3 separate regions of the Mus musculus genome follow, and regions 1 and 3 are each linked to region 2. Evidence: chromatin loops called from intact Hi-C (ENCODE). Cell type or tissue: left cerebral cortex. All regions are shown on one strand.

Region 1 (8,000 bases), 420 kb before region 2:
AGTGTCCTCTTTAAAATGTGCTAGCATGAATACTACAGCACTTCATAACATTTGTCTTTCAAACCTGTCACCAGAACATCACTTCTGGCATTTGATCAAAGGCAGTTTTATGAAGCATGAAATTACAGCCTAATTTTTGCCTGTAAAAATGTTCTAGAAAAATGTTAGTTTTATAGATTTTGTAAATTTTTTGAAACAGAATCAAGACAATCTCCTATTTATGATATACTGTAGCTTCATAAACAAAGCACTCCTTTCATGCCATCTTTAGCCAGTTTCTCCCTGAACCCCAAGACGTGACCTGCTAACACACTGTAATCTCTTGCTCTGGAACTTAGTAATAGTCTTGTCCTATGCAAGCCCAGAATTAAGAGATGATTTGGCTAAGAAATGATTTGGCTTATCTGGTCTCCAGTGCTGTGGAAACCTCAGTTTACCATGCAGACATGGCCAGGTCCAAGAACCACACCACACACAACCAATCCCCAAAATGGCACAGTTACAAACACACAAGTCTCTTAAGGAGTTGACCCCAAGTTCCTGAGGAACATGCACTTTGCCAAGAAGCACAACAGCAAGGCCCGAGGAAGATACCAACACTGAAAACACAACGAGTGGACAAGCAGAGGCCATCGGTGGTTAAGCCGGGTGTTCCCTGCTCACCCCAAGCTTGGGAACTGGATTTGAAGCTACACGGCCAAGGACCATAGGCTCTGACATCCAAAGCCCAGGGGTCAAACCAAGACAGAGGCTGCAGCTCCAGCTAAGGCCCAGCTTCAGCTCCAGCTCAGGCTCCCAAAGGTGCCGGGCCTCAGTGAAGGCCTCAGAGAAAAGGCTGCTGCCAACGTGAAGTCAGATGGACTGCTGGGACACACCTACTTACACACTGTAGATGACCAGTGACCTGCTGTTTTTAACTTGAAGTAAGATCTGTTTTAAAAATGAAGAAATGACATCTGTGAGATGAGTTGTTATTATCATATTATTTGCATTTGTCAATGTACCTACCAATAAGGGATCTAATTAAGCAACCATGCTAAATTCACATAATTTACATTTCCATGTATACAAAATAATTGAAAAGCTGGGTGTGGTGATGCATATCTGTAATCCCAGCACGCGAGAGGCTGTGGCAGAAAGATTGCAGGTTTGAGGCCAGGCTAGGCAACTGAGTGAGTTGAAGGCAGCTTGGACTGCATAGGAAGACCCTGTCCCAAGAACCAAAGAAGAAGGAGAGGAGGAAATAAGGAAGAAAGGGAGGGAAGAAGGGAAGGAGAGAGAGAGAGAGAGAGAGAGAGAGAGAGAGAGAGAGAGAGAGAGAGAGAGAGAGAGATCTAACACAGAATATTCTCCAAGAGTTAGGAGTTGAAGAGCATGTTCAACTACATCATAACTTTGAAGGCAGCCTGGACTATGTGAGAATCTATTTTGTGAGAACTGGGGATTGTGGGGGAGATGAAAGAGACTGAGAGAAGGGTCGGCAATTAAGAGCACTTGCTGCTTTGGCACAGCATCTGAGTTCAGTTCCCAGCACCTTCATGATACCATCCATAATACCATTTCCGGGGAGTAGGGGGCAGCAGCTCTCTCTTCTGGCCTCCACAGCACTTGGTATATAGTGGACTGAAATGCATGCAAGCAAAATACTCATGTATATAAAATAAAAACAAATAAATTGAAAACAAAAAAATACCCAAAATAGATTTTTCAATGTATGTGTGGTGAACACAATGTATGCATATTCATGTTTGCATACACACGGACACATATGCATGCAGGTACATATATATATATATGTGCATGTAGAGGCCAGAGATTGACATTAGTTATCTTCTTTGATGGCTCTCTACCTTATATATTGAAGCAGAGTCTCTCACTTGAATTCAGAGCTCTAGCTAGCCACCTTGCTCCAGGGATATCCCCTGTCTCTTCCTCTTGAACACTGAAATTACAGATGGACCTGGATACCCAGCAGTTACATGGGCTCTGGAGATCTGAATTTCACACTTATGTGGAAAGCACTTTTACTTGCAAAGCCATCACCCCAGTCATATGATACATTTTTTTTTTTTTTTTTGGTTTTTCGAGACAGGGTTTCTCTGTATAGCCCTGGCTGTCCTGGAACTCACTCTGTAGACCAGGCTGGCCTCGAACTCAGAAGTCCGCCTGCCTCTGCCTCCCAAGTGCTGGGATTAAAGGTGTGCGCCACCATGCCCGGCATATGATACATTATTCAATGAATAGTCAAATGTATACTTTCATCTAAGGACTGTGGATACATTTTTATTTGGAGGAGTCCTGAGATAGGTGTCGCTCCGTGGTAGATCACGTGCTTCGCATACGCCATGAACTCATTCTCTACCACTATGAGGTGAAAATACTGTGAGGTGATATTTAAGAACATGGGAAAGTTAAGCTGGTGCCCAACTAGAACCTTCACCACTGCTGACTAGTACGGTGCTGGAAAGGTATTCTGGATGTTCCTGGAGGTGAAGGGTGATCATCAATATTACCCAGCCATAGACCCTGCCATTTACAACAGGAATGCCTGCAAGACATATTTGTATGTTCCTTCATTTACTGACCGGGCCAGGGTAGAAACGGCTGTTAGAAATCAAACTAGGCTAGTGGGAGAAACTGTGGCAATTTTGAGAGTAATTAGACATTTTACGCCTTTATCAGAAACAGAATTTAATGGCAATTACCAGACTCAATACAGTTGCTGTTGCCAGGGTACAATGATGTCTGCAAACTATAAAGGGTATACAAAATTAATGCTAAGACCAATTTTTCTGTCAAGCTTCCTTCCATGTTTCTTTGGCTTCTGAGCGACCATACATAGAAACACAAAGAGTACTGAGTACTTCACTGCCTGAAGCATTTGGTCTCTCAGGAATGGGAAGGCGCATCGTGCTTCAGGAGCCATGGACTCTAAACTGAGAAACCTATGCTGCATGACTCTCAAGGCATCTATGCCAGGTCAACGCCATGGGTCCCTGCACATATTGGTGCAATAGTGACGTGCATGCTATAGGAATAACAAACCATTTTCTGTGTGGATTTAAGGTCTGCTCAGTGAGACCATATCTGACACTGCTCAAATGGCCAAGAACCTGAGACTAGATAGTTCATAAGCCTAGAGGTAAAACTACTACTATGATTCTGCAAAGGCCAATAAAATACTCATCACGACATAGCGCTATACCCCTAAATCACTGCATTATTCAAGACTCATCAGAGAAACTTCTTACAGTAGGAAGCAACTAACAATGGGCAGAGAGTGAATCTTTGGAGCACTTAGCCCTAAATGGGACGCCTTCATCAAACCCTTTGCCTCAAGGATCAGGGACCCATTACCCAAAAGGAGGCAGAGAGACTCTCAACAGCCAGAGGTGGCGGATGACTCCAAGAACTGTGTCATCCAAGGAACAGACACAACAGGACTAATAAATATATGAATGCAGAGGCCGATAACCCTCATAAGACCCGTTGGGGTTCAAGCCTGAGGAGGTATTTGCAGTTGAATTCAACCTGCAGAGAAAGGAGACAGCAGTTTTCTTTAGTAGAGTGGCACTGGTCTATCAGCCAGACTTTGGGGAAGGGACAATACCCAGGAGTAGTTGACCAATATAAATTGAATTCCATGTTTTTGTGTCTGAGCTTTTTGTTTCGTTTTGTATTGTCTTGGCTTTGTTTGTTTTTTCTTACTGGTTTCTTTTTTGTTTCTTTTTCCTTTTTTCTTTCTTTTTTTGAGAAAGAGAACATGAAGTTCGGTGGGTAAGGAGGTGGGATCAGAGATGCGTTCGGGTAGGGGAAAAACGATAAAAATAATTTATTGTATATATATATGTATATATATATATATATATATATATTTTTTTTTTTTTTGGTTTGGTTTTTCGTGACAGGGTTTCTCTGTGTAGCACTGGCTGTCCTGGAACTCACTCTGTAGACCAGGCTGGCCTCGAACTCTGAAATCCACCTGCCTCTGCCTCCCAAGTGCTGGGATTAAAGGCGTGCGCCACCACGCCCGGCTTTACATAAAAAAGTTTAATACGGAAAAACAAAAACAAAAACCTTCTTCTATCCCGCTGAATTAGTAATTCTACGCTACGTTCACCATCCAGGATGGCATCTTAAAGGTCAGATCTTAGCGCTGTCTAGCGCGCAGCTGACACAATTTATACACTAAAGACCTCAAGCCTTCTCCACTTGCTCTCAGCCAAAACAGCTAGGAGCCTCCACCTTTACTTTCCCTTTCATTAGCGTCTCCCAGACCCGCCCCACTTCCGCTCTGGTGACGTCTTTTCCGCGGAGAAACCCCGCCCCGTTGTCACTGAGGTCACGGCCCGCCCACTTCCCTTCGGAGCCACAGAAGAGTAAGTACCAGAGTTTGGCGCCAACTGGAATCTTTTTTTCCGCCTTCAATGGCGGGAACTGGCTGTGTGCGCCGAGACGTGCTTTGCGTCTTATCTAATTGGTTGTCGGCGCTCGGTCCCGCCCTGGCGTCCTTACCGTGAGCTGCGATTGGTGGAGACGGCGGAGCGCCTGGCGTCCGGACAGCGGCCGCTGTGCGGGGCTGGCCGGCCGGGTAAGTTCCTGAGGGCCTGTCGCGGGGCTGCTGGGGAGAGGCAGCGGGGTGCCGCCTGGGATGGCTTACGCTCTGGGCGAAGGGTTGTGCCTGGCTGGGCCTCGAGGAGCCAGCTGCCGTCCTCGGGGAGCGCCCCTCGGAGCGTCTCGGGGGGCGCTGGGGCGAGCACCCGGAACATCGCCGGGTCTACAGCGCGCCCCTCCCCTCCCCCACCCGTGTCTCCCAAGTCCCTACTGCCGAGCTCTCGGTGAGTGTGGAGAAGGGGCTGTCCCGAGGGTCGGGCGATCAGTGACAGGGGCAGTTTCCCAAGCTGAAAGCTTGAGAGAAGAAGTTGTTTATGTGCTCTCCGCAGCGCCTCGAACCATCCCTGACATGGGAATGTAGAATTCTCAGGAAGCATTAGTGCTTCAAGGATCCTCTTGGCGGTCTTTTCTCGCCACACCAACACCAAACTTCTCGCTGAAGGCCTTTCTCCTATGAGCTTCAACCCCGCCTTGGAAGGGACTAGGCCACTAGGCAAGACTTCTTGGCTCTGTTACCATACCCCAAATTATTTTTTTTCCATAGTATTTCCTGCCATCTTACGGGATATGTCCAGAGATTTATGTTTTAAGGGGTGTTTTTGATTTTTGACATCTGACTGGAATTTATCCCAGCTCTCCACTTTCTAGCTGTTGGCTGCAGCAGATTTTCTAATTGGCTCTGTTAGGTTCCTCATCTATTTAGACGGGATAAGGAATAATATAGACTTGATAGGAGCTTCAGGATAATTTAAAGGAGTACTTAGCGCACTTATATCAATACTTGACTTGTGTAATGTATGCTGCTTTTCATGCCTGTCTCATCCTCAGAACCTAGAGTGAGATTTGCCTCTTAGCTTTTGCCTGGTTGTTTTCCTTCTACAAATGTATGCTTTTGTGTATTGAAAAATTTGAACTTCATACTGCTTTCAGAAAAGATTAGATGACCCCTTTCTCTATGCATTTGCTTATGAATCTGTTGAAGCTGTTTATCCTTCCAGATAATGGTTATCAACCTGTAAAATTTTTAAAGAACATTTTGGTGCTAGGGACTGGCCTTTTCAAAGCTGTGAGGACTGCACACTACTGAGCAACCTTCCTAGCCCAGCAGCTGTTATTAATCAATCATTAGCTTCTTGGTTTTTAAAACTTGGCCTCTGCATGTTTCAAAGGTGTACCACTCCTCTCAGTAGTAACTCAGATGGGAGATGAGAAGAAGTATAGAAAGATCTCTCTCACTCCTCTACCTTTCATATTCTCTCTCTCTCTTTCTTCTCCTATCTTCCCACCCTGGGAGACTCACTGACTTGTAATTTTTTTTTTAATATACCTGTCACCATGATGCTAATGAGCCCCAAATCATCTTAACTCTCCTTTTCTTTTAAGAAAAATCTGTTAGGGATCCAACTCTATTTCTAACCCAGACCGACATTTTCACCTGATTGTTGTACAAGTGATTCACCGGGTCTTCTTTATTTCTCCATTACCATTAAAAGAATGCCTTCCACCTTATCAGAGGTAGAAATTTCGGAATCATCTTTAACTAATTTGGCATTTCATTAGCTTAACAAATTATTTTATTACTTACTAACTACTAACCGCTATGCCAGACAGTGCTAAGAGCTGATGATGGTGGGGAACAAAACAGATGACCCTTGTCCAACCTGGGCCTGTACTGTCAGCAAGGTGGACGTGTTTTCTCAAATCCCACGGGAATGTAGAGTTGAATTTAAATGTAACTTTAATCACCTGATGTAATTGTCATTTCCGAAGCTTACTGCCTGAGTCCTGAAAGCTTCTAGCTGCTGTACAATCTAATCTAGTCCTGGAGTGTTTTCAGCCTCTGAGACTTATTGCTGAGTAAGCTCATCTTTTCTCATTCTTTCTGACCTGTCTGGCTTGTTCTGTCTTCCTGTGTCTAGCTTGTTCTTTCTCTCGCTCTCTCTCTCTCTCTCTCTCTCTCTCTCTCTGCAACCTGTCTCTGTACACCTGTCCCAGTAAAGCTGCTTTCTCTCCTTTTTTACTTTTTTTCTCTCTGCACTGCTCTTTTAGTAGCTTCCCTTTCCTCTCTACTCTTGTGAGAGTTGAGCATACTCTGTTCTGTCAAATCTTTCTCTGATTCAGCACTTTGCCACTCAATTGGACACCGCTTTCAAACATGGGTGCTTCCTTTTACAAACTCTACCTTCATTTTTGGAATTACAGGAGTGTACTGAGGGCCTGTCTGTATTCCAGCCAGAAGAATTAAGGTGTGTGCTAAGGGCCAAGACACACAACTAGAAACAGAGCTTTTCAGTAAATACCAAGAGCCGGCGTGGTGGCGCACGCCTTTAATCCCAACACTTGGGAGGCAGAGGCAGGCGGATTTCTGAGTTCGAGGTCAGCCTGGTCTACAAAGTGAGTTCCAGGATAGCCAGGGCTATACAGAGAAACCCTCTCTCGAAAAACCAAAAAAAAAAAAAAAAAAAAAAAAGGTAAATAACAAGATCCTGGGTTTGCAGTGTGATAAATATTCTGCAACAGTTGAACTGTGGAAAGAAGTCCTCTAGGGAAAGGACACAGTGGTATAAAGATATAGAACAATGTGAGGTGAAGTGGCGCACACCCTTGGTCCCAGAACTGAGGAGGCAGAGGCAAGTGAACTCTAGGTTTGCACACTGCCTTGTGTACAGATTGACCTCCTGCATGGCCAGGGCTACATGGAGAGCCCTGTCTCAATGCTCTCACCCATATGCTCCCTAAAACCCAAAGAAGAACATATCAGAGGTCCTTACCTAGTGGGACGACATTGTGCCTAGGGGACATTACTTTGGCCAAAATAACAGTTAAATAATGGTAGAGTATTGAGCAGACAGTCTGCACTTTTCAGAGTTGCTGACCGGGAGAGAACAAGTGTGCTCATAGAGCTACTCATGTGATCTGCGTAGGCTGCTGGGGGTTGGAGAAGAACCATGAACAGAATAACACTGGTTCAGTGGTACAGGACTGGCATGCAAGACCTCTGCAGAACTGTTAGCAAGTGTGTTCATTGTCCTGATCAGCAAGGAGCACCCAAAGGTGGTTAAGCACAGCAGGAGCACGGTTAGATTGCTGTTCTGAAGACAGCTCAGGGTGGGTGGGATAGCTTAGCCAGTAGCTGATGCCAAACCTGACAAGCTGACTGAGGTTGACACACATAGTAGAAGGAGAAAATAAATTCCCCCAAGTTTTCTTCTGACCTCCATCTGTACAAACACAATAAACAAATACAAATACATATAATACATAAATAATATATATTATAAATATTTTTATATTTTATATTGTATATATAATATATATGTATTCTAAGGACAGCTCAGGTTTTGTTATAAAGGAAATTTCAAATCAATGAGTGGACATTTGAATAG
Region 2 (8,000 bases):
GAGGTTCAGTCCATTATCATCAAGGTGGAAGCATGGCAGTATCCAGGCAGGCATGGCGCAGGCAGAGCTGAGAGATCTATGTCTTTATCCAAAGGCTGCTAGTGGAAGACTGACTTCCAGGCAACTAGGGTGAGGATCTTAAGCCCACACCCACAGTGACACACCTACTCCAACCAGGTCACACCTATTTCAACAAGGCCACACCTCCAAATGGTGCCACTCCCTGGCCCAAGAATATACAAACCATCACAGTTATATAGTCAAAACAAATGTGACTAGGTTCCCCTGACCTATACCTGATAACGATGCTATTGTGCTTTTTTTTCCTTAGAGATGTTGTAGCTTGAGCTTTAAGCTTTGGTGCCAAGAGTTTCTTTGGGGCAAGAGCCTATTCTTGGACACTTTAACTTTCTCATCTGGACTGTAACATACAGAAATCCCAGTGATATTACCGTATGCACACGGAACTCAGTCCATACCTGTACCCCTTGAAGTCATTCCGGGGTCGTGTGCCTGCTGCTGAGCACAGAAGGTCTGGGATAGCTGCTGTGTTCCCAGACACCGGGACCGATTGAGTCCATCTGGTTCTAGGAACTCAGTTCTGAAGGCCAGGGCTCCTGGGGAGCCTTAGGGTCTAAGAGGGCCAGGCCTCCTCCTGAGGAGCTCTTAGGTTTGGGTACTCCCTTGTCCTCTTACACTATATTGGGATACCAGTAGAGGACCTGGGATTCAGTGAGTGTTTGGGAGGCCTGGGTTTCTAATGGCTGGCTGGCCGAATTGTTGTGTGAGTGACTGGACAGATTCTGCCCAGAGAGTGGCATTTTTGTTATTAATGTCTCTGTCCCCTTTGGTTCTGTCTCAGGGCTGAACCAGAGAGAGCTAGTCTATTCTCTAGGTTCTTTGAATTAGTGATTAGAAGCCAACTTGGCGTGTGCACCTCACCTTTAAGGGAGAAACCCACTGCCCTTGTTAGGTGTTCTGTGAGTTGTACTGATTCCTTTCTGGGATTATACTCGTGGTTCCAGGAGCCTCCACCCTCTGATCCAGGAGCCTCCACCCTCTGATTCCATCTGTGTTTCATTTTGTCTAGACTCCCCTTCTGCTTCTCTCCTGTCACCCCAAGCTCTATGACACTCACTCTCCCCACTTGGCCCCTTTCCCAGCCTTCTTCTCTACTTCTCCCAGACTCTCTGACACTCAGAGTCTGATCTCAACCCTTCTTACCCCATTGCTCAGTTCCCATTTATGAGAGCCAGAACCTAGTTAATACCCGGTCCTCCTCCTAAAGTGCTCCCTGAGCCCTTAGGGCAGGCCATGTATGATAAGGTCTCAGACAACACAGAGACAAATAGCAACTTCTCAAACAAAGGGGAGTTTGTCAAACATCTGAGTTGTGCGAACAGGGTCAACCTCGTACTTATGGGACCTGCCATCCCCACTGGTATGGGACCTGCCATCCTGATAGCTACCCATTCTCCCCCTCTTAGGAGGAAAAGCTAATTCCATGGCTGAGTGGTAGTTAGCTAGTTCTGTAAAAAGAGAACGCCCTTCTCCTTGTTTTTAATTGAGGCAGGGTTTCTCTGTGTCGCCCTGGAACTTGATCTGTAGACTTTGTAGACCAGGTTGGCTCCAACTTCCGGGTACCGGGATTAAAGGCATATGCCATCACACCTGGCTCCCAAGAGTTCAGATAATGTAAGTCAGAGACTCTGCCACTGGGCTAGTCGGCTATGGATAGACTATGGACAGTCATCTAAATACTAAGTAAGAGGTGTCACCCCCTGGATCCACCAAATCCAGGTAAAGAAGACTTCCTGAGAAGGAAGAGGCCGGGACGCTAAAGGTCCACGCAGACCAGCCTTGCCTTCCAGAGACTTCAGGGACCAGCTTTCCGGCTCTGCTCTGGTTACAAAGCTAGAAGCCAGTGGGCACGCATTGGAAACTAAGGAATCCAAACAGAGACATCAAGCATTTGAAAAGTAACTAAAAGAAACACTAAAAGTAACAAGGAGTGAAATGACTAAAGTAACACCATTTTGTCCTGATCTTACTCGGGCTCCATTTTGTGTCTGCTTGAGCACTTTCCCAGCTCCTTCACCCTCCCCCCACCCCAACAACATTCACATCCGCCTTGGCAGCACATTTGGGACTTTCCATGGCTCAGATACATAACCAAAATATTTGCTGGTTGTATAGTCAAAACAAATGCAAACAAGCTCCCCTGACCCCGACGATGCGATGCCGTTGTGGTTTCTCTTTAGAAATGCTATACCCTGAGCAGAGAGAGTCTTTGGGGGCAAGAGCCTGCTCTTGGTTGCTGGCTTAATAAAGGACTGTAATTTGGCCTTATATATGTGTGGTGGTCTATAACGTCTCACCTGGACTGTAGCAGTAAAATATACCAAGAAGCTAAGAACCTGCACTGTACTCAAAATAAATAAGAGAACTTAAATGAACTGCTCAATTTCTTCAAGACTTCAATTTTCTTCAACCATTAAAATAATCTGTGTCACTGCCAACACTCATGAAGAGTAAATGAATTGATCAAGCATTCAACGTCCAGTAGAGCTTGTATCAGGATGTCAACGCTAAGGGGAAGGGGACCACATTCACAGGGCTTTGTCTAGAGAAACGGGGAACAACACATACAACACATGGGGATTGTAGCTCAAAGCTGTCAAGACTCTGAAGTGTTTTGAACTTCATCTTTTGTTATTTGCAGCATCGCCAGAAACTGGTTTAAGTTTGTTTTTTATTTTTTAAAGTTATCGTCAGGATTATTATAAAAAATAAGATGAAATTCTTCCAAATTTTAATTTGGGATGGAATCTTTTTGTTTGCTGAAAATTGTTACTTTCTTCTAGGAGGGAATTTGTTCTGAAGAAACAAAGTATTCTTTTGACAAACCTACATTTCTGGGAAAATTAATCTTTCCGACCCAGTTAACAGTCAAGCAATTAGTAACTTTTAGCATTTACTCCTTTTTTAAAAAAAAATCATATTTACCCTCTCTGTACATGTTTATATTTAGAAAAAAATTAAGAGTTGACTTTTCTCTTGCAGTGATTATAATTAAGCTTTGCCATGGGCCCATAACTCAATGCCGGATTTGTTGCTGTCTTTTACCTAAGGAAGAGCCCCCAAGGACGAGGTGATGTGGCTTCAAGAATAAAATAAAAGAGAAACATCCTTATCTCCATTGTTGGGAGGAAGAGGAGAGCCTCAGGGCAAAGTGCCTTCCGAGTCTGGCTGGCGGGCGGATGGGAACGACTACACCCCCTCGGCAGGCCTGGTCATGGGGCCGGTCGGAGCAGCGCAGGTTGCTGGATGCTAAATTTGAGGACTGAACACAAAGAATGAAAGCTTAATGGAGAAGCACATTGAAGCTCGGTTTTGCTTGCTTCTCTATTCTTCAGATTATCACCGTACTATTCAGAAAACATCGCCTTTAATGGCTTAGAAGATGCCACTTAAATCTTTTTTTTTTCCCTCCTCCTTCAGACGGCTGGGAAAAATTACTGACATTCCCACAAACACATTTGACAATGTTAAACAAGAACACTAATCTGTCTAATTGGTTAATCTTCATTCCACCTATAACCTTCTCTAATCTCCGCTGGCTCCCTCCCTTTTTTGAGGCCCTTTTATCTCGGTAAGCCGTCCGAACCAGAACCTTACTTTCTCTGTCCTCCATGATCCGAAAAGACAAACGCACCGCATCTCTTTCAGACCGACCTGTCCCATTTATGCGTTTTTATTAACATTCCAGGCGACCCCTTGGTTTTATTTCTGGGAGGTTCTGATGCACCCCGAAAAACGCTGCCTTAGCTAACCGCACCGCGGAGCTAGGGGCCACTCCCGTCCATCGCACCGAGGCCAACTGCGGGCTCGGAGAAGCGCACATCACGGCGCCGCAGTCCCAGGCCGCGCTCGCCCGCCCGCCGCTCCGGGCTGCGCCGTTCCTCCGAGCTCCCTGCGAGCTCCGCGGGAACCCCTGAAGGGCCCGCGGCGAGTCGGTCTCCCGGGCTGGGCCGAGGGGACGACGAGGGTGCCGCCCGTCTCCCCAGGGCTGCCGGGCGGGCGGGATTCGCGGGACCGCCGCTGCCGAGTGACCGACCGCCACGAAGCGCCCGCCACGTCAGGCCGACTTCACAGACCCGGCGCCGGCGGTGACGCAGCGGCGCGTCAGCCGGGACGTCAGTCCCGCAGGCCGTCCGCAGCCCGGCGCCCCGTTCGGCGACGCCCCGGCGCCCGGCCGGCCCTCAGGGAGGCGGACCCCGCGGCACGCACCTCGCCCGCGGTCGGGCTGGACTGGGCGGTGTCAGCGGAGGCCCTCGCTAGGCGCGTCCGCCGCGCGAGACCCGGGCAGCTGCGGCGCCGACGAGAGCGGCAGCGGGGACGTCCGCCATGGAGACCCGCTACAACCTGAAGAGCCCGGGTGAGCCGGGCTGGGGCGGCGGGCGGGCGGACGGGCGGGGGACCCGGGACTCAGAGCGCGGCGCCTCGGCCCGCTCGTGTCCGCCGGCCCTCGCGGCTGCTCCGGGCTCGCGCTTTACGCGAGGCCGCGGCCGGTCCGGGGGTGCAGGCCGCAGAGCGGGCGGCCGCTGCGGATCCCCCGATGCGCTGGCGCTCCTCCGCTCCTGGCCTCTTCCTCCCGGTGTCTGCGGAGCGAAGCAGGAGACAGCCGAGCCAAGGGCAGGTGCGAAGGCGACGACGGTCCGCACTACTGACCATCCCTGGCCGCATCTGCGTCCTTCGTGTCCCCTCCGCCTCTGCCGACGAACTTTTGTTAGGTGTTTGACTCACATTTGAAATATCCCATTTTTATTGTGGTTGAAATATCCAATTTCAGTATTTGGGGGAGAATTTATAGACGTAGAAAAAAAAAATATGTCCTGTAGCTAAACTAGTTGAGCTGTGCACTTGGGAATTAACCATGATTTGGGGGGGTTGATTGCTACTTTGAATTTCTTTCCTTCAGTTAATGCCCTCAGACAATCCTGGCCTCCAGTTATTTTCTGGTGCACTAAAAACAATGCCAAAAACAAAAAACAAAAAACCCATTATCAGTTGTCATATCTTTTAAGGCAGACGTAGCACAAATTACTGGAGCCTAAAAAATGTACTTTGATAATTTGTCAGGGGGAAAAAACTCCTCCCTGTTAGCTCTGAATAATAAGCCTCAGGGTATTGATGATCATTGAACTAGAACTCTCGTCACCGTTTGTTTTCTTTCCCACACTGCTTCTTAGTTTGGACTTAAGTCTGATATCTTTATGGGAAAGAGTTGGTATTGTGAATCTTTTTAAAAATATATATATATTTTAAATTTTTAGAATATATAAAGGAAAAGCCAGAGAATATTGGCTGAACAGAATGTTGTTAGCTTGAATGCTGATAAGTAAGTGGCCTTAGGGACCAGATGTAGAATTAGTCATTTCTACGGTGTTTGTTTAAAATTTGACCACGCCTGTGTAAGAATTATATGGCTGAATTTTAATGGGACATGTCTCTGTCTTCAGCCCATCACTTAAAACCTGAAGAGTTAAAAAAGGTCAGAGAAAGTAGAAATGCCTGGATTTTACCATTTTGATGCCAGAATGATTAAATTAGTTGGAATTTTGTTGTTGTTGTTTTGAGACAGTTTCTCTGTGTAGCTCTGGCTGTCCTGAAATTCACTCTGTAGACCAAGCTGGCCGAGATCCTCCTGCCCCTGCCTTCCCAGAACTGACATTAAAGGTGTTTGCCACCTAGCTAAATTTGTTGGACTTTTAAAATCAAACTGTGCAGTAAATTGTACAGTACTTAGTCACACCTAGAGCAGCAGAGGTCCTTAGGCAGATGTCCAGAGAATAATGCAGTGTGAAATGTTGTCAGGAAATTGTTCAATCTTTTTTTTTTTTTTAACAACTTCCTTTTATCTATCTTTTTATTTATGTGCATTTTTTTCCCTTGCATGTATGTCTGTGTGAGGATGTAAGATCCCCTGGAACTGGAGTTATAGACAGCTGTAAGCTACCATCTGGGTCAGTTTATAAGGTCTTCTGGAAGAGCTGGCAGTGCTCTTAACTTCTGAGACCTCACTTCAGCCCCAAATTTCTCCTTCTTGATAGGCTATTGTACCCAAGATTATGATAAAATTTAAGCAACTTTAGAAATTTAATACATTTCTAGATGGGTATGGTGATTTGTGCCTTTAATTCCTGCATTTGGGAGGTAGAGGTAGGCAGATCTCTGTGAGATCCAGTCTGATCTACTTAGTAAGTTAATAAATTTTGAAAGTAAGTTGGACTTCGGTTGACTCTTGTATCTGTTTACAAATTCTCTTCTCTAGGTGATGCTATTCTTTAAAAAGCTTTAAACTGTCTTCCCTGTTGATGTAGGTGATTTTGAGTTCGTAGAGAAGGTAGTTTCAATGAACTCTAGAAGTTGCCAAAGTGCCGAGAAGTCTGGTGATAATGCTTGCTTTGTTTTAGTCTCAAATCTTTGTTACTTGTAGATTACTGACTGTGAGAGGAAGTAATCGAAACATCTCATTTCCTGTCTGCTAGTGTTGGGTTATCTCAGAGATAAGGATGGGAAAATCTTGGAGGACACAATACAGACTATGGTTAACCGTTGTGTCCTGCATATGGTAACTTTGTTCCATCGTACCAGAAGCCTGGGAATTATCCTGTTCATCCTGTTGGTATCAACCGAAACTTCACACTAATCAGACTTTCCAGTGAACCCAGACCATATCAACTGGTCTGCATAGAATATGTGATTGAACATTTTTACAGATTTCCCACAGATCGAAAAGGTCTCTGTGAGTTGTAAAAACCAAATTCCTTGGTATCCCAACCTTCTTCAAACTCCTCTATTTCCCTCAGATATCCCATGGATTTATAGCATCCAGGGAGCTGCTGCCCTTCACGTGTTAGGCATCTGGTCTCCCACAGAGACACCTTTCACAGTGGTGCCAAGACAGTCTTCAGTCTTGGTCAGCTCCTTTACCTCTGCCCTGTGGTGAAGGTGTTACTGTGTCATCAAACAGATCCATTAAACAAACACTCACTAGATCTCTTCTCAAATTGACAGTGTTTGAGCAGCAATCATTTAGCAACAGTAAAGCTCAGAGTTAGGTTGGTTAGCTTGCTGGACAGGGCTGCTCAAGACTTAACCCTTGCTTTCCTTGCCAGCTCCTTCCCCTGCCTCTCTTTGGCTCTTTTGCATTTCCTCCTGACCCACTCTCCAGATGGTATGTCTCCATCCCTATCGGATCCTCTGTTTGGAATGCTTTCCACTGAGCCCATCTGAAATTCCTATTACTTCCTAAACTTCTCTAAGGTTCAGCCTTCTCAGCTCCCTTAGGCTAGGTAGTCCTTAACTTATTCATACCTGGTCAGTACTGTCACAGTGTCTTCAATTTTTTTTTCAAGTCTTCTAATTGCTATAAGCTTGTTAAGGCAAGAAGTTATTCTTTTTCTCTCTCCACTTAAACATTTTTCAAATGTGTATTGTTTGTTCATTTTGTTTTAATTATTTTACTTTATTTTTATGTGTAGGAATGTTTTGCCTGAATATGTCTGTGTACTAGTGTGAGCCTGGCGCTCATTAATGTCAGAAAAGGGCATTGGATCTCCTTGAACTGGATTAAGATCCTCCACGTGTTAGGAATCAAACTTGTGTCTTCTAGAAGAGTAGCCAGTGCTCCTAACTGCTGAGCCATCTCTCCAGCCCTTTGTTTTGTTTTGGTCTTATCATTTATTTATTTTGTGTGTGTGTGTGTGTGTGTGTGTGTGTGTCACTGTATAGAGATCAGACGACATCTCGCTGGAGTCAGTTCTCTCCTTTCATCATGTGGACTCAGGTTGTGTCTCGTGTTGTCAGGCTTGGTAGCATGTTGCCTACCTACTGAGCGTCTCTCCGGCCCATCCTTAATTTTTTTTATTTTTATTTTTAAAGTAAATACCTTTGCGGTGTCTTTGTAAACAGAAACAGTAGTTCTTAAACTTTTG
Region 3 (8,000 bases), 89 kb after region 2:
ACAGGTTCAAGGCTAGCCTGTACTGCAGAGTAAGTTCAAGGCCAGCCTGAGCAACTTAAGATTCTATCTCAAAAAAGCAAAGCCAAATAAGCAAAAAGCCCAAACCAATCAAGCAAAACCCGTAATGATCAAAGAATCTGACTGGAACAAGGAAGCAGATGCGGAGTAGCGGGTTACTTTGGGGGTACACTGTAAATACCACAGCTGAACACAGGTCCAGTGAGAACGGGCTGACAACGCCTGACCTCATGTCTGCTCAGCCTCAACATGAAGTGAGCCCAAGAGAGAAGAAACCTGTTAGAACAGATTCATAGGAATTGGCTATTAGTTGCTGCCCCAGACTGTCTCCCATTTTCCGCAGGCAGGAGATGGCTCAGCCACCTACCTGTTTCTCAGACGCCACACACACTATGATGATAACCCTGCCCTGCACCCATTTTTTTTTGTTTGTTTGTTTGTTTTTTTGGCCAGGAAAATGGCCTGAAACCTCTTCTGTCCAGGCCTTTGTGGCCCTCTACAAGACACAACAGTTTAGCAAGGAATCAGAAAACTCCAGAAAGCAAGGAAATCCAACCCTGACCTGATTTCATAGACCCCTGACAAATCCGAATGTCTTTCGGAGACAGTATAAATCCGCTTACGTCTACCTGATGCTCCATCAACCTAGAGGCTGCAAAGGTCAGCAGATGGCATCCGAGTCCCACAACAGTGGTCTCTGCTTTGTGGTCCTCATCTACTGAAGTGTGTGAATGTTGATCTTTGACCGCTACTGACTTCTTTGAGAAATCACGACTCTTATTTTGATCAAGCCTCAGTAATGATACAACCCTCAAGATCAGAAACTATGGAATAAAATTGTAACCTTAAAGCCAGTTTAATGTATTTAAAGCACATAAAACCGTCTTTAGGTTTACATAGGATCTTAATGTGCTTCATTATAATTTCATATAATTTATCTTTTGCATGTATTTGGGACACCAACTATCTCTGTGCTTTTTAGCTTAAAAAAAAATCACATATACTTCATCTAATGTATAGGTCTGAAAATTGCTGAAGGAAGATCCCAGACTCAGATAGCATACAAAAGCAAAGAGTATTTATTCTGCAGAAACAACCAGCATGCGGGGGTCAACCATTCTTTGAAGTGGTAACCCCAGATAAAGGCATGCAGGCCTTCTTCTAGGGAATTGGGGGAACCCTCTAGAAGGATTAGGTAATCTGAACTTTCGACTGGTGGGTGCTAGGGGGTCACAGGTGATAAGTGGTCTACATTCCTATGTCATGAGCGTGCAATCATGTGATGACGTAGGGCTGTCCAGCGCAGATGACCCACTTGGAGATAAGATATTTCCCTGTTTTTGTGGTTGTCCCCAGGCTGTTCTTTGGAGAGGATTTTATGATCTTGTTCTGGATTTTGTGGTCGGTTTTTAGAGCTGGTGTCTTATGACCTAGTTTCTGGGACTCACGGTCTATTCCTGAAGTTGGTGCCTTAAGGCCTTTTTTGAAATCAGGTCTGGTACTCAAAATGGGAGAAAATGGGGTCTTTAAATGGGGACAAATGGGGCTTATATTGTCCTCTCAATACCTTTAATCTGGGCACTTGGGATGCCGAGGTGGGTGGGTCTCTGTGGTTATGAGGTCAGCCTGGTTCATCCTCTGGAACTGGAGTTACAGGCAGTTGTGTGCGCCACCACGTAAGTGCTAGGAACTGAACCTGGGTCACCTGAAAGAGTTGTAGCAGTAGTTACTCTTAACTGGTGAGCCATCTCTCTAGCCTAGTCTACACATGAGTCCCCAGCCAGTGAGTACAGCCAGGGTTACAAGTGAGACCCTGCCTCACCCTCAAACAAAGAAATAAACCAGCACAGGTTGGAGTGACCTTTCTTCACATTGTTTTAAGATGTGTCTCTGTATTTTCAGTTGTTAATTCTGTACTGGCTGAGAGCTAAGTGCTGGCAGGGCTTTGGTATTGTCATTTCTTTGGCCCATTACTGGGTTTTCTATTTGTAAATGCTTGTTCTTCCACACCTACCCCAAAGATGAAGGTCAAACAGCCCTCACTGCCTAAAGGCAATCCCAAGAGATGGACCCGGCCTTGTCTTATGGTTGACTAGTCATAATAAAGATCTGACAGCCAATAGCTGGGGCAGAAAGAATGGGCAGAACTTCTGGGCAGGCAGAGGCAGGAAACTAGAAGGAAACAGACGGGAGAGTGGGATGGATCAGGGAAGTGAAGAGATGGCCTGTGATGGGGACACAGTGCCGGGAAGTCAGGTTAAGTTAAAAGCTAGCTGCGACTCTGTCCCAGCAAGGCCTGAAGATTTAAACTATCTAGAACTCTTCTGACTTATTTAAAAGGTAAGTAGGTCCGTGAAAACACCGCAATATTTAGCACACCAATGTGGGGCACAAAATCCAAACTTAGGCACTCGATTCAGGCTTAGGCCACGAGTTCCAGACACAGGAGCCAGACGAGAGAATCCAGGCACAAGAGTGTGGAGCCATGGCGACTGCAAAAGCCTAGGAGAGACCAAGAGAAGGAGATGGTGCAGCTCAGGCAACTGCCCCTTCTGGTCTGGCCGGTTGCTGGCGCCTCAGGTGGGCATAGGTCACCTGGCCGCTGCAGTTTCTCCGGCCAGCTGCTGCTGCAAGTGCAGTGGGTGGAGACCACAGGCTCCCAGGCAGGACCTAACACATCCCTGAGCCCCGTACCTGGAGCTGCACCTTTCTAGAAAGAAACAAAGGCTGAAGATCTCAGAATCAGTAATGCATGTTCGGAACGGGCAATTTGCAGAGGACAGAGTTTAAAGAAACTTAAGTACAGAAATAATTATCAAAGATTGAAAGTGGTAAAAGAGAAGTAATTGGAAATATTTTGTAAGTGTGCATAAACACTGAAAATAGGAAACTATAGACCGTCAAAGAAAGAAATACTAAGTTTAAATATAATAAAGTGAAGTCTCTGAAGGAAGAGTAGGGAAGGAGTTAAAAATAAATGGAAAACACTGTCAGAGGGTGTTTGGACCCTGTATAGGTTTGTTTTAATTATAAACATAGATCTAATTATGTGTTTGGTAATAATTGCAGTTTTTTATGTCCGTTCTAAGAAAGATAAAAGTAAAGTAGAATTAAATAAGGAAAGAACTGAGAGATGGAATGCTAGATTAAAAGCAATAAAACAGAAATTAGAGGATTTTTCAAATCAGAAAAAGAATTGTCTTGCTAGGTCTGAGAAATCCAATCGAAAGCCTATGCTGCCACCTAGTGGTGATATTTCAGGGTGGCAGTCTAGTCCCATTAGAAGACCAACAACGATTTTTTTCTTTTTTCTCTTCTCTTCTCTTCTCTTCTCTTCTCTTCTCTTCTCTTCTCTTCTCTTCTCTTCTCTTCTCTTCTCTTCTCTTCTCTTCTCTTCTCTTCTCTTCTCTTCTCTTCTCTTCTCTTCTTTCTCTTTCTTTCTTTCTTTCTTTCTTTCTTTCTTTCTTTCTTTCTTTTTTCTTTCTCTTTCAACTACAATAAGACAGCTCCAGGTGAGAGAAACATACAAGGCTGTGAAGATTTTGGATAGAAGCCCATAGAGATGCTAGATCTAAAAAGATTTAAAGAGGCAATGGTAGCTTATGGCATACAATCACCTTATGTGAAACAGATGCTTAATAACTGGCCCATGCAAAATGGTATAATTCCAAAAGATTGGAAAGATTTCATGTCAGCCATCTTACGACCTGGCCCTCAACTACAATGGTTGATACGGTGGAGAGAAGAGCTATGGAGCAATGCAATAGGACTCGAGAGGCATTAACATTGCCAGGAATCAGTTGCTAGGTGAAGGTTAGTGTGCTGGGTAAAGAATTAACTCAGCAGATTATGTTCAATGATGCCACCTTAGAGCAGTGTTGTACAGTAGCTTTAAATGTTTGGGACAAGGATGAACAATGGGGAAAGTGGTCTGACTTATTTACAGAAACGTATTTACCCAGGGCTCAGAAGAATCTTTCACTGACTGATTTATTTTATATGTGTACACTGTTGCTCTCTGCAGACACATCAGTAGAGGGCATCAGATCCCATTACAGATGGTTGTGAGCCACCATGTGGTTGCTGGGAATTGAACTCAGGACCTCTGGAAAAGCAGCCAGTGCTCTTAATCACTGAGCCATCTCTTCAGCCCCAGGCTAGACGTTGTCCCCAGGCCTCAAACCCTGACTCCATTCTTGTCTGCCACTCCCAGAGGCACCTGGATGTCCAAGAGTCTGAGAATCCCATGACCCTGGCCTCATCGCAGGCCTGGAGACCCCTGAACCAACTCAGACTTTCCAGCATCTCAGACTGTGCTTTCCTGCCCCAGGAGGGCGTCTCCGCGCTTCCCTACAGCCCAGGGTCGGGTAAGCTTGGTCAAACTTTCCACATTCTGCCTCCCCAAGCAGCCATGCCCAGCGGAGGATCCACCTAAAATAAGGGGTTTCATTGTGACTTTCCTACACATTCATAACACGTTTTGATCATATTCCTGCTCCATCACCCTTGCCCCCATCTCCTGGCTCTCTTGCTCTTCCTAAAATCTCTCTCACACTTTCATGTTTTCTTTTTAAAATCTAGATTCCTTATCACGTGGCAATTGTCCTTCTGAGTTTGTCTCATTTCGCTCAACTTGATCTCTAGTTCCACCCCCTTTCCTGAAAACCACGTGGTTTCATTCTTACTTATGGCTGAGTTACTATATGTGTGCATGTGTGTAGTTGTGTGCCAGGCTATCCAGTTGTGATGCACTGATGGGAGTTTAAGCTGACTGCGTATGGAATTCCACATGCCTGATTCCACTAGAACCTCTTGGTGTCGTGTGGCTACTGTGGATAGTGCCGCAATACATATGGGTGTTCAGGCATCTCTGCTGTGTGATAACTTTGTCTCCTTCCATGACATATCAGCGTGAGTTGGTGGACCATATGACTCAGTAGAGAGGCTCAAAAACAAAAGCCTTCTGAGCTCTTGTAATTGCAGAAAACAGCCAGGGCCCAACACAGAAAGGGTTCTATAACAAGCCTCTCTCCTCTCATTTCTGGGAGGGGAGCCTCCTGGTGGAAGAAGAGGCCTTATTATAAAATCTCCGCAGATGCTATGAGCCTGTCCTTCATGTAGACGCATCTTCAAGCTGACTGATTCAGTCTGGCTTCTCTCAGCTTCTCACTGAGTTGCTCTGCTTGGCTTCATATTAACTCTGGCAATTTGTTCTAATCTTCTGGCTCCTTCTCATTCTCTGGCTTATTCTATCTTCACCTGTGTCTAGCATGTTCTTTCTCTATAACCTGTCTGTCCCAGTAAAACTGCCTTCTTCCTTCTTTTCTCTCTCTCTTAAGTAGCTTCCCTCTCCTCTCTCTTCTGAGAGTCAGGCATATCCTATTCTGTCAAATCTTTCCCTTATTTGTCACTGTGTCTGCCACTCAATTACGGCAGAAGAGTACAGGTTACATTAGTATTTCTGTCCTCCCCAAGACCTCAAGGCATGTGCAATTAGGGCAGAATTACATCCAGCTGACTAGGAAGGATGGCCGGATACTCAGGAAAGGGACTTAAGAGGGAAGGTAAGCAGTCAGTTGCCCAACTATGATAATCTTTTGCCAGCCGGCCCAGCAGAATTCCAGAAAATGGTGCCAGTCACTTGGAGGAGGTCCTGAATGACAAGGTATGTGTGTAGGGGGTGTGCAGGTGCCTGTGGAGGCCAGAGGTTAAGGCTAATACTTTCTTTGGTGACTCTGCACCTTTTTAAAATTGGGTATCCCATTGAACCTGGAATGGCTAAACTGGCTAGTGAGCTCTAGGAATCCACTTGTCCACGTTGTTTCCCCGGTGCCAAGGTTATATACCCAGGCCTAGGCTTTCTGTGTAACCAGGACGCTCAAATTCAGGGTCTTAAGCTTGTGCCGCAGGCACTGCAGCAATGGACTCATCTACTAAGCCCTAGAAAAACATTTCCTAATCTAGCATCCAAAAATCTCTTCATGCTCACACTCCTCGGAGGTGTGTTGCATTGTCTTAAATATTCTGTTGCATTCAGTCTGAGAACATCTCCCCTTGTCGCTCATCCTTGATATCAGCAGGGCACTGCGACTCTCCAACCACGCTGAGCTCACACTGCCATCTGGAGGCGTCACATCTGCTGCCTCGGTTTCTGTAGCTGAACGGTTGTCAAGGGGGCTGACATTGGGGTCACCATGGAGTTCTATTGGTTTTTCCCTTAAGTTCCTCCAAGACTCTTATTCTCCACAGAAGCCTCTTTCAGTTTGCTTAGCAAAATTGAGCCATGTGGTACTGAACAATTCCAAATGTGCCTCTGTCTAGATGTTATCAGAAGGATCCTGGACTGCACTTTAGAAATCACCTGTTGTTTGCTATCCTAATGAGACAAGGAAACCAAGACCAAGAAACTCTGTTGAATTTTGCCTCTAGTATGTAATGTTCAGTCGAATTCCTTTTTCTTAGGGTCTCAAAGAAAAACTACCACATGATATTTATATGTGACATGTATTTATACATTTAGAAATATATACATATATTATATATGCATATATAGGGATACACAAATATATATACACACACACATATATATATATATACATATACATATGTATATATATAAGTTACTAAGTACATAAATATGGCCTCCTCAGTCTGTATAATATTACTTGTATGTATATTTTCAGGGTTAATCATTTGATTGAGAACCATTGGTGTGCTGGTTCCTGAAGATTTCTCCCACTCCCAGAATTCCTTGCTTGTCTGTAATTCTTTGGGTATGGTTAATGCTCACTATCACCCACCTACTATCTCACAGAAAATTCCCTGATCCCCTAGCTCTTACAGTCTGACTTAGGGTTTTCTTGCTGTGAAGAGACACCACGATGAAGGCAGCTCTTGATGTGGGAAGCCACATGTGCCGTTGCAGAGTGGTGCTAGCTACTGCTGGCCACCACGCATAAGTTTGAACAAACAACCAATGTGTACATATGCAGTAAAGCTTTTTGCCAAGTCACTGCCTGGCCCGGGCATGTTAATGAGGTACTGAGAATATAACCAATCAGATGTGAGACATGCAAATGAGGTATGTTAATGAGGTTCTGTGAGGTACTGAGAGAGAGTAGCCAATCATATGAGAAACATGCAAATGAGGCATAGTGTATAACCAATCCAGGTGTGAGACACGCCTCTCCTAGGCCTATATAAGCAGCACCAGTTCTGGGCTCGGGGTCTCTTCACCTCTGCAATCAAGCTCTCCCAATAAACGTGTGCAGAAGGATCCTGTTGCAGTGTCGTTCTGTGGGAAGCCACATGTGCCGTTGCAGAGTGGCACTGACTACTGCTGGCCACCACGCATAAGTTTGGACAAACAACCAATGTGTACATATGCAGTAAAGTTTTTTGCAAAGACACTGCCTGGCCCGGGCATGATAATGAGGCTTTGAAAGTATAACCAATCAGATGTGAGACATGCAAATGAGGTATGATAATGAGGCTCTGTGAGGTACAGAGAGAGAGAGTAGCCAATCAGATGAGGAACATGCAAATGAGGTGTAGTGCATAACCAATCCGGGTGTGAGACACGCCTCTCCTAGGCCTATAAAAGCAGCACCAGTTCTGGGCTTGGGGTCTCTTCACCTCTGCAATCAAGCTCTCCCAATAAACGTGTGCAGAAGGATCCTGTTGCAGCGTCATTCTTGCTGGTCGAGTGCGGCGCGCACAAGATCGTTCTTGTTGGTCAAGTCGGGCGCGCGCAAGAACAAAGGACAGTTTCAGAGGTTTAGTCCATTGTCGTCATGATGGAAATCATGGCAGCATACTGGCTGATGTGGCGCTGGAGATGGAGCTGAGAGTTCTACATCTTGATCTGAAAGCAGCAGAAGAAAACTGTTCCTGGGCGTAGCTTGAACTTATATCAGACCCTCCCTAGCCCTGGTGCAACACTTCTTCCAACAAGGCCTCATCTATTCTGCAAGGCCATACCT

The links. A loop is a pair of places that touch in the nucleus more often than their neighbours do. Peaks named below come from ENCODE experiments on the same cell type or tissue, not always from the same donor. Only the 100,000 strongest peaks of a DNase experiment are listed, where the experiment ranks them.
Region 1: a loop joins it to region 2, with 4 times the contacts of the local background. A loop is called at or near these places in 3 of 42 quality-filtered maps.
Region 3: it touches region 2 in a loop (2.7-fold over the local background); 16 of 42 quality-filtered maps call a loop at or near these places.

What each region holds. Positions count from the first base shown.
Region 1 is chr4:32,610,902-32,618,901 of GRCm38, forward strand. Casp8ap2 (caspase 8 associated protein 2) reads left to right here and starts at 4,569. Exons shown (of 11, transcript NM_001122978.2): 1 at 4,569-4,591. In left cerebral cortex, no CTCF peak of the experiment used is centred here; a DNase peak (open chromatin) is centred at 4,409; H3K4me3 peaks cover 1,720 bases; H3K27ac peaks cover 1,025 bases.
Region 2 is chr4:33,027,179-33,035,178 of GRCm38, forward strand. Ube2j1 (ubiquitin-conjugating enzyme E2J 1) reads left to right here and starts at 4,202. Exons shown (of 8, transcript NM_019586.4): 1 at 4,202-4,438. The coding sequence starts at 4,408. 4933421O10Rik (RIKEN cDNA 4933421O10 gene) reads right to left here and starts at 4,145. Exons shown (of 2, transcript NR_036602.1): 1 at 3,679-4,145; 2 at 1-3,343. In left cerebral cortex, a CTCF peak has its summit at 3,816; DNase peaks (open chromatin) are centred at 3,357, 3,723, 3,881, 4,229 and 1 more place; H3K4me3 peaks cover 2,710 bases; H3K27ac peaks cover 1,791 bases.
Region 3 is chr4:33,116,060-33,124,059 of GRCm38, forward strand. No RefSeq gene overlaps it. Among named protein-coding and RNA genes, the nearest start is that of Gabrr1, 12 kb to the right of the region's middle. In left cerebral cortex, CTCF peaks have their summits at 3,261 (motif pointing left) and 4,016 (motif pointing right); a DNase peak (open chromatin) is centred at 3,262.